Regions from separate parts of the Homo sapiens genome. Here region 2 is linked to region 1. Evidence: chromatin contacts called from ENCODE Hi-C data. All regions are on one chromosome and are shown on one strand. Each heading gives the region's core, a stretch centred on a gene start or an enhancer-like site at or near the end of the contact. The rest is flanking DNA. Distances are from core to core; before and after follow the strand shown.

The links. A loop is a pair of places that touch in the nucleus more often than their neighbours do. Pooled maps may share reads with other maps.
Region 2: a map of sigmoid colon shows a loop between it and region 1 (5-fold over the local background). The contact joins the promoter of PFKL here to the promoter of AGPAT3 in region 1. A Hi-C loop is called at or near these places in 1 of 168 maps with a recorded cell type or tissue (sigmoid colon), 2 of 37 single-sample maps with no recorded cell type and 8 of 50 pooled maps.

The regions. Positions count from the first base shown.
Region 1 is chr21:43,861,888-43,866,819 of GRCh38, reverse strand. It overlaps AGPAT3 (1-acylglycerol-3-phosphate O-acyltransferase 3), which reads right to left and starts at 1,597. Exons shown (of 10, transcript NM_020132.5): 1 at 1,475-1,597. RefSeq lists silencers at 839-1,158, 1,279-1,628, 2,179-2,538.
Region 2 is chr21:44,297,050-44,301,860 of GRCh38, reverse strand. PFKL (phosphofructokinase, liver type) reads right to left here and starts at 1,808. Exons shown (of 22, transcript NM_002626.6): 1 at 1,671-1,808. The coding sequence starts at 1,755. AIRE (autoimmune regulator) reads right to left here. Exons shown (of 14, transcript NM_000383.4): 14 at 3,213-4,205. The coding sequence ends at 4,134. RefSeq lists silencers at 1,116-1,565, 1,586-2,255 and enhancers at 3,353-3,462, 3,793-3,852, 4,223-4,282.

The DNA of each region.
Region 1 (4,932 bases), core at 348-2,847:
GGGTGACCACAGAGGGCGGCCACTCCATGAAGTCACCTTCAGAATATTTAAGGCCCCTACACCTTCTAAGGCCAAGGGGCCCTGTTCTGTCTGAATGTCAATGGCATGCAGCTGCTTTTTAGACAATGTCCTCAAGAAGATACTTAAGACTAACCAGAAATGGATACAAGAAGCGAGTTGTAACAGGCACAGGCTAACGCCGAACTCTGTGGGGGAGGAGGATTGGTTGGAAAGAGGGAGGGGGGGCGGCAAAGAAGTGGCCAAATCAAGAGAGTGCTCAGCATCCTCGGGAGACCCCTCTGAAGCTTTCAAACTGAGAAGACGAAGTTCAGCAATTCCTAAGCGAGTCGAGTCGGAGCAGCCGCGCCTGCAATTTAAAAGCTGCAGGATCCTGGGTCCCTCTAGCAGCCTGGGCCCGCCGCCCGCCCCACCTCCCAGCCCCCAGCAGGCTCTCGGCGTTGGCTTTCATTTTTAATAAGAGCCGCATGCTCATCACCCTCTGTCTGGAGGCCAACAGCCCACATCTTTCTTCTACTAAGATCATGTTTCCCAGGAAAAAGAACCCAACTGCTCAAGTATTCTCCTAGACAAAGCTTTTAAAATTGTGCTTTTTTTTTTTTAAAGGTCTGGGAAGCCATTTATAAAAGCATTTTCCCCATGTCACTAAACTTCTCTCAAAGTTAAAAAAAAAAAAAAAAACACTGCACCATTTTTAACTGCCTTCAAATACTAATAACCCTCCTTTCCTAAGTACTTGGGACCAATGTTCCAAGGGTCCTGGGGTGGCCAGGAGTGGGTTTTCGCCCCCACGGCTCTTGCCCCCGGACTGACCCCATCCCCTGACCCGCCCGGTGCAAACGCGCCGCCGGTCTCCGGGCCGAACCCACAGCCAACCCCGGGCCCCGCAGCCCTCCCCGCGCGGAGCGGCAAAAGTGAAACTGCTCCCTTGGCCTGGGCGCGCGAGGAGGAGGCCCCTGGGGGGGGTCCCGGGTCCGCCGCGCCCCGAAACCAGGCGGCGGGCGCGTCCTGTCCACGGGGGAGCCGAGCGGGGCCCGGAGCAGAGTCCAGGACGGAGGGATGGGACGTCCCCGCGGGAACCCACTCGCCCTCCCTCGGCCCGGCCCGGGCCCCTCCCGGGCGCCCCGAACCCCCGGGCCTCCCCGCTGGGCCCAGCGCCACCGAGGCTGCTGCGGGAAGCGGCCGGGGCCTCGCGCTGGACCAGGCCGCCGGGGAGGCCGGGGTTGCGGGGGGCGCACAGGACCCGGGCCCAGACCTCCTCCCGGCCCCGCGCCTTCCCAGGCCCCGCGCCCCGCGGAGCGCGGCCGGCCCATTGCGGCGCGGGGCCCCGGGCGGCCCGAGGTCGGACGGCTGGGGCAGGGGCGACCTCCGGCGGCGGGAGGGCGACCTCGGGCGGCGGCGGGGCGTGGGGGAAGAGGGGGGCGGCCCGACCTCGGGTGGGGGCCTCGGTGCTCACCTGCAGCCGCCGCCACCTGCTCGTCGCGCGGGCGTCCCCGGCGTCGCCTCCGCGGCCCCGCTCTGGCCGCCGCGCTCCTCGGCCCTGGGCCCGGCCCGGCCCTGCGTCGGGGCCTCAGCGAGTGCGGCGCCCGCCGCCCCCGGCCCCCATCCCGCCGCCCTCCGCCCTCCGCCCTCGGCCGCGCCGCCGCCGCCACTTCCTGTGCGCGGCGATCCCACAGTTCCGCCGGCGCGCGCGGGGCGGCCGAGGGACACGCTGGGGGGACACGGGGGAAGGACGCGGGGGGGGACGCGGGGGGACGGCGCGGGGGGGGACGCGGAGGGGACACGGGGGCGACACGGCGGGACACGCGCGCGGAGAGAGGTGTGGGCCGAGGGCGCCGGCGGGGCCGGGCGCGGAGCCTGCGTGGGATCCGCTAACGGACGGGGCTGGGGCCCGGGCTGGGGGAGGGGGCGGGCCGGGACCGCGGGGGGCGCGGGGATCAGGGGGGTCGGGGCTGAACGGGGGGAGGCGGCGAAGGACCAGGCTGGGGTCCCGCGAGGGCTCCCCCGGACCGGGTCGGGGGCAGAGGGGGCCGGGGCGCGGGGTGGGGCCGGGAGGGGCCTCCGAGCTCTGCCTGGGCCCCGCCATCTCCCCTGCCGGGGTCTCCTGCGGGCGCCGGGGAAGTTTCGCGCGCGAGCTCCTGCCCTGGTCGGCCGGGGCTTAGGGTCGCCGTCAGGGGTCGCCGCGCGGCGGGCTCGGTGGGGACGGCCCTGCGCGCAGCGGCTCCGCGGAAGGATCGCGTTTCGGCCCACGTGCCGCGCCCTTGGACTTATTCATAGTTGGCACCCGGCTGGCAACACTGTATCGACACTTGACCGTGGCGGGGGTGGGGGTCGCCCCGGGGCTGCCCTGCGAACCCCCGCGGGCGCTGACGCCGTCCCCTCCAGACCGCGGAGCCCTCTCAGCCCCAGGACAGCGGCTGCCGTCCCCCCTCCCTTGCACCTGGCCAGCGGCCGATCCCAGAACCTGCGGAGGCCGCGCAGGTGCCGCTGTCAGGGCAGGGCCCGCTGCGGGCTCCGCCTCCTGCGCCCGGTACCTTGTGTGACCTGGCGCCTGCTCAGGTCCTCAGGCCCCGGCTGGACTTGCTGAGCTTGGGTGGGCTTCATTTGAAAACCATTTAAAATACCAAGTACTGGTACTGTCTACTGTGCCCCTTTTTTTCCTTTTTTTTTTTTTTATTTTTATTATTATTGAGACAGGGTCTTGCTCTGTCGCCCACCCTGGAGTGCAGTGGTACAATCATAGCTCGCTGAAGCCTTGAACTCCAGGGCTCAAGTGATCCTCCCACCTCAGCCTCCCAAGTAGCTGGGACCACAGGCACACACCACCATGTCTGGCTAATTTAAAAAAAATTTTTTTTGTAGAAATGGGGCCTCACGGTGTTGCCCAGGCTGATCTCGAACTCCTGAGCTCAAGTATTCTCCCACCTCCTCCTCTCAAAGTGCTGGGATTACAAGTATGAGCCCCCGCACCCAGCTTGCACCTCCCTTTAAGCCTCCTCAAATTATTTCAGAAAATACTTAGACTAAAATAAAATGAAAGTACCGTGCACCTGTCCTACTCACAGTTCCCTTATTCTTGAAAAAGGAGTTAAGATTTGCAAAGCTCGTGGAATTCACCATTTGTAAAACCTCTCACCCCTCATGTCATTTTGGGTAATCTGTGCCACAGATAAATTCTCACAGGCACCACGGGATGTGTGGATACAGGGATGTGCTGACTTACAGCTATACCTATAATCACAGGAAGCCTGAGAACAACCAGACACTTGGTTAAATAAACTCTAGAACATTCATTTAGCATTTTTAATTTAAAACATTTTCTAAAGTTGTGATGTGATAATTCTGTGTACACAGATAGGATATAGTCTCCAAGATCTGTTAAATTAAAAAATAAAAATAGTGCAGAGCAGTGAATATACAATGATGTGCTTTATTTAAAACAAACAAACAAACAAAAAATGGCCAGGCACGGTGGCTCACACCTGTCTGTAATCCCAGCACTTTGGGAGGCTGAGGCTGGTGGATCACGAGGTCAGGAGTTCAAGACTAGACTGGCCAAGATGGTGAAACCCCGTATCTACTAAAAATACAAAAAAAAAATTAGCCTGGCGTGGTGCAGGCGCCTGTAATCCCAGCTACTCGGGAGGCTAAGGCAGAGAACTGCTTGAACCTGGGAGGCAGAGGTTGCAGTGAGTCAAGATTGTGCCACTGCACTCCAGCCTAGGTGACACAGTGAGACTCTATCTCAAAAAAAAAAAAAAAAAAAAAGACCAGATGCAGTGGCTCACACCTGTAATCCCAGCACTTTGGGAGGCCAAGGCGGGTGGATCACTTGAGGTCGGGGGTTCCAGACCAGCCATGGTGAAACTCCACCTCTGCTAAAACAAGATACAAAAATTAGCTGGGCGTGCTGGTGCTCTCTTGTAATCCTAGTTACTCAGAAGGCTGAGACAGAAGAATTGCTTGAACCCGGGAGGCAGAGGTTGCAGTGAGCTGAGATCTAGCCATTGCACTCTGGCCTGGGCGACAGAGCGAGACTCTGTCTCAAAACAAACAAACAAATAAAAAAAAAAAAAAAACAGAAAACAACATAGGCAGATACAAGTCCAGAAGGCTCTGTGAAGATATGATAGTGAATGGGCAAGGGTAAAGAAATTTTATTACAATAAAATTTCTATGTATGTTAGGTAGTAATGTTTAGATTTATCATAAGCACACATTTTATAATTTATATATTTTATAATTTATTATTACTATTAGAAAAAGGGTGTCCCCCCGTCACCCAGGCTAGGAGTGCAGTGGTATGATCATAGCTCACTGCAGGATCCCTGAAGGGATCCTCCCACCTCAGCCTCTCAAATAGCTAGGGCTATAAGCATGCACCACCACGCCCAGCTATTTATTTATTTATTATTTATTTAGTAAAGATGGGGTCTCATTCTGTTACCCAGGCCACTCTCAGACTCCTGGCTTCAACGATCCTCTCACCTTGGCCTCCCAAAATGCCAGGATTAGAGGCATGAGCCACCCAGCTCTGCATACTTATTAAAAATGAATTATGATGTACCTCTTCATTTAAACATTGGATGGCTCCTTCAGCCTCACTTTGAGCTTTTAGATGAGCCCCAAATATTATGTTTGTCTCACTGGTGTAAAACTTCACTGACAGACCAGCCTGGGCAACAAAATTAAAATTAGCTGGGTGTGGTCCAGCACACCTGTAGTCTCAGCTACTCAGGAGGCTTAGGTGGGAGTCGAGGCTGCAGTGAGCCATGAACGTGCCCCCTGCACTCCAGCCTGGATGACAGAGACAGACCCTTTCTTCATTAGAATCTGTGATCACTGAGACCTGAGTCGAGCCCCTGGAGAGCCGCAGGTGCGCAGACACTCAGAGAAGCATTTGAAGGGAACTGG
Region 2 (4,811 bases), core at 559-3,058, 430 kb before region 1:
GCCACCCCAGGCTCTCAACTTTCCCAACCCTCCACTGCTGATGCTCCCACTTTGCAAACAAGGAAGCTGGTTGGGGACCCTCTGTGTTTCAGGGAACCACAGGTGGGCTTTGGGGCTTCACCAGCCTCACCAAGAAAGCGCCTCCCTGGTGGGCAGGCGGGCTGGCCCCACAGCAACCTGTCTGCCCTCCAGACTCGGGGCCTTTCTTGTCTAATCTCATGGGATGGAGCTTCCCGAGTTCACCCTCCAAGGCCACGGGCCTCCTCTCCCACCTGGGCCCACAACCCACCAGGCCACCCAAAGTGCTGGAATTACAGGTGTGAGCCACCGCACCCGGCCTGCTTCAAGTCTTCTAGCTACCTTTGCACAGGTTATTGTGCAAAAAGACATCCTTGAACAACGCCCTCCCCTCTCGACAACACGGACCCCTGGCCCACAGGAAAGGCGTGACCCAGAGCCACACAGGACAGGACTTGTGGAGCCACACTGGCTCCAGGACACTGCCAGTAGCCGGCAACAAGCAGCAGCTCCCGCTCTTGCCACAGCTGTGAAAAGGGCGGGTGGGCAGCCACCACAGGCCTGGCTCAGCCAGGTCTGAAGGAGCCCCCTCTGCAGGCCGGGGTTCAGACAGTGACACCCACGAGCCACTCCTGCCTCCCTGGCTTGGTCCCACTCAAGGCCGGCTTCCTTCTCGCCTCTTCCTGGCTTCCAGATAGGGAAAAGGAGGGTCAGGTGCCTGAAGCTGGGTGGGGGTGTGTGTCCGCATTTTCTCAACCATTTTCTGAACTCTAAAAGACAGACCAGACCCCGCTGCACAGCCTTGGGGTGCTGGCTGGGCCCCTTCCCAACCCAGCACCTCACTTCTGGTCTCCTAAATCCTCTCCTCTCTCCTCCTGAGGGGTAGGGTAGGTGGCGTCCTGTGCCACAGGTGCCACACTGGACATGTCAGGCCAGAGACACTGGAGGCCGGCAGTGGGCAGGACCAGGCCTCCGGGAGGGAGCGTGCGAGGACACCACGCCCTCAGGCCGGACCCCCACCCAGCTCTGCCAAGTCCCAGTCCCCACCACCTGAGGCCTCCCCAGTACCCCTGCGAAAAGGGTGACAACTGGGCTTTGCTCAATGCCCCGGGCAGCCCATCTCCCCACCGCCCTCTTCCCCAGCTAGACCCACAAGGAAGGCGGCCGCGAGGGCCCCGAGGAGGAGGCGCGGTCCGGGAGTGAGTCCGCCCCCGCCCAGCCGGGAGGAGGTCCCGGAAGCCCGCAGCCTGGCGCCGGCCCTCGGGAGGCACCGGGTCCCCGGGTCGCTTCAGAACCAGGAAGGGCCAGGCTCTGGGGGTGGCGGGACCGGCGCCCTCCGCTCGCGTGGCCTCGGGGACTCCTCGGGAGGTCCTGCCCCGCGGCCCAGAGTCGGACACACCCCCGGGGCAGGGCGCGGGCGGCGCCAAGACCCAGGCGGAGGCCGAGAACGTGGCCGGCCGCACGTAGGCCGGAGACCGCGCCGGGGAAGAGCGGGGGACAGACCCGGGGCAGGAGGCCGGGGCGGGAGGCCGGGGCGGGAGGCCGGGCCGGCCCGAGACCCGGGTCCCGGGGCTCGGCGGGCGCTCCGGAGAGGCCAGGGCGGAGGCGCCCTCCACCCCCTGCGCCGCGACGCGGCCGGGACCCCCGCCCACCTTGCGCGTCGCCGCCGCTGGTCAGGACGCCGATGGCCTTGCCCGCGCCCGACGCCCGCAGCTTCTCCAGGTCCACCGCGGCCATGGCGGCGGCCGAAACACGGGCCCAGCTCGCACTCCCGCCGCCTGCGCCGCGTCGCCGTCCCCGCCCCGCCCCGCGCGCGCCTTCCGCCCGCCCCGCCCCGGGCCCGCCCCCGGCGCCTCCTCGCAGGACGGACCCTGGACGGAGCAGGGATCCTGCGCCCTCGGCCCGCCGGGGCCACCTTCCCGCTGTGCGTTTCTAAACCTGTGCAATGTCACGCGGGCCCTGAGCAGTGAGACCCCCCCCTCCACCCCGGTGGTCTCGAGGATGTGGCCGGGGACCAGGGCGGGGCTGGCCCCAGTGCGGCCGCACGCGCCCCTTCGCCAGCGCCGAGGCCCCGGTGGCACGTCTGGCCCGGCTTCGCTTCTCCGGAGGTTCCTTGCTGTCGGCCGCAGCCACCGCCCCTCCCTGCCCCCCAGGGGCCCTCAGGGCGCCTTCAGGCCTCAGCAGAGCGAAACCCAAACGAGGCGCTGGCGGAAAGCAGCCAGCACTCCTCCCTCCCTCTCCCTCCTTTCCTCCCCTCCTCCCTCACTTTTGCTGGGCCCTTGGGGAAGTCTTGGTTCCCCGGGCCCTGGGGGTGCAGAGCCGGTGTTCGGGAGAGCCGCCTCGTGACCGCACGGTGTGTTCGGTTTGTGAAAGCTCAGCGGGCTGATCGCTAGGATTTGAGCATTTTTCTCTACATATACGGTGGAAATGGTGGCTGTGAATATCAACTACTCCTTATTTAATTGTGAAATGTTAGAAAACACACCGAGAGACTGCGCAAGCACATATGCGTGGGCTAAAAGGCGCTAAGAAGACACCTGTGTCTACCCCTGAGGCATCCTTGTGCTGACATTTTGGGTCATTATTCTCTCCCTTTTCTTACAGCTTCATCACGTGTGTGTGTGTGTGTGTGTGTGTGTGTGTGTAAATTCTTAAACGTACATGGTTTAGCCACAATGAGGTACCACCTCATACCCATTAGGATGGCTACTATAAAAGAAAAACACAGGCTGGGCGCAGTGGCTCACGCCCATAATCCCAGAACTTTGGGAGGCCCGTGGGGTGGGGGGGGGGGGGGGGGGTGGATCACCTGAGGTCTGAGGTCAGGAGTTCGAGACCAGCCCAGCCAACATGGTGAAACCCCGTCTCTACTAAAAATACAAAAATTAGCCGGGCATGGTGGTGTGCGCCTGTAATCCCAGCTATGCAGGAGGCTGAGGCAGGAGAATCACTTGAAGCCAGGAGGCAGAGGTTGCAGTGAGTGGAGACTGCGCCATTGCACTGCAGCCTGGGCAGCAAGAGCGAAACTCCGTCTCAAAAAAAGAAGAAAAGAAAAGAAAGAAAAATGCAGAAAATAGTAATTGTTTCAAGGATATGGGGAGGCTGGAACCCTCATGCAGTGTTGGTGGGGATGTGAAATGGTGTAGCTGCTGTGGAAAACAGGATGGCAGTTCTTCAAAAAATTAAAAATATAATTACCATGTGATCCAGCGATTTTACTCAAAGACTCACACAGATATTTGCACACACATATTCATAGCAGCATTACTCACAACAGCCAAAAGGTGGAAGCACCCAGGTGTCTGCTGAGGAAAGCATAGATGAACACAATGCAGTCCATCCATGTGCTGGAATATTACTCAGCCTTAAAAAAGGAAGCAGATTTCGGCACATGCTACAACATGGATGAACCTTGGGGCCACCATGCTGAGTAAAATAAGACAGACACAAAAGGACAGATACTGTGTGATTCCACTTCCATGAGGTCCCTGGAGAAGTCATAGAGACAGAAAGTAGAGTGGAGGGTGCCAGGGGTTGGGAGGGGAATGGGGAGTGAGTGTTTCATGGGGCCAGAGTTTCCATTCAGGAAGCTGGAACAGCTCTGCAGATGGTGGTGGCAATGGTTACATGAGATGTGAATGCCACTGAACTGAAAAGTGGTCGAGATGATAAATTTATGTTATGTGGTTTTTTTGTTTTGTTTTGTTTTTGAGACGGAGTCTCACTCTTGCCGACCAGACTGGAGTGCAGTGGCGCAATCTCAGCTCACTGCAACCTCCACCTCCCGAGTTCAAGTGATTCTCATGCCTCAGGCTCCCATGTAGCTGGGATTACAGGCACCCACCACCACACCCAGCTAATTTTTATATTTTTAGTAGGTCACCAGGCAAGGAGAGGCTCCCGGGGACTTCCAGAGTAGAGAAGTGGGGCAGGGTTTAATTTCCAGGCACATGATGGCTGGTGTCCCCAGAAACACAGAGCTGTTTACAGCCGAGCACTGACAAGAGGTGGCGCTGTCCCCTTCTTGATCCCAGCCGGCCGGCTTCCAGGACTGAGGAAGGAGGTGTCCTTCTCAGCACTCTCTCATCAGAGCTGCATGTCCCGGCCATCTGGGGTCAGGAGGGGAAGGGGGCCGCCGGACGGGCCATGCTCTGGATGGCCCACTGCAGGATGCCATCGAAGGTGTGCTGCGGGACAGAGTGACGGTGAGAACCTCCAGGTGCGCCCCCGCCGCAGCCACAGAATCATGGCCATCGTTACAAGAAGTCACCATCCAACCTTCCCTCTAAGTCAAAGGTGGGGAAACTGAGGCCCGAGGCCCCATGGCACAGGCCAGTCTGGGGAGGACCCTGTCCTGTGCACTTCACCGTATTCCATCAAAGGTGGGGAAACTGAGGCCCAAGGTCCCCATGGCACAGGCCAGACCGAGGACCCTGTCCTGTGTACTTCACCACATCCTATAAGCCCAGGGCACATCCCCATGGCAGTTCATGGCAGTTCTGCCTCCTCGGGTGGCTCCTTCAGGGTGGGGGGGTCGGGGCCAGCTACTTATTCTGCTCAGGAGCCTGATGCTCCCACAGGATGGGGCCACGGGCCCCACGATGCCAGCAGAATAAGACCGCCACCCGGGAGAGGCTGTGAGCCCGTCGCTCATTTCTCCAGCTATACCCGGGGACCCCATCCAGAGGGGCAGCTCCATTACCCAGCGCTGGGCCCCCTGGCCCACTCTCAGGCCCTGGGGCTCTGCAGACACCTGCACGGTCAGGGTGTGTGGGGCACGGCCACTGCACAGG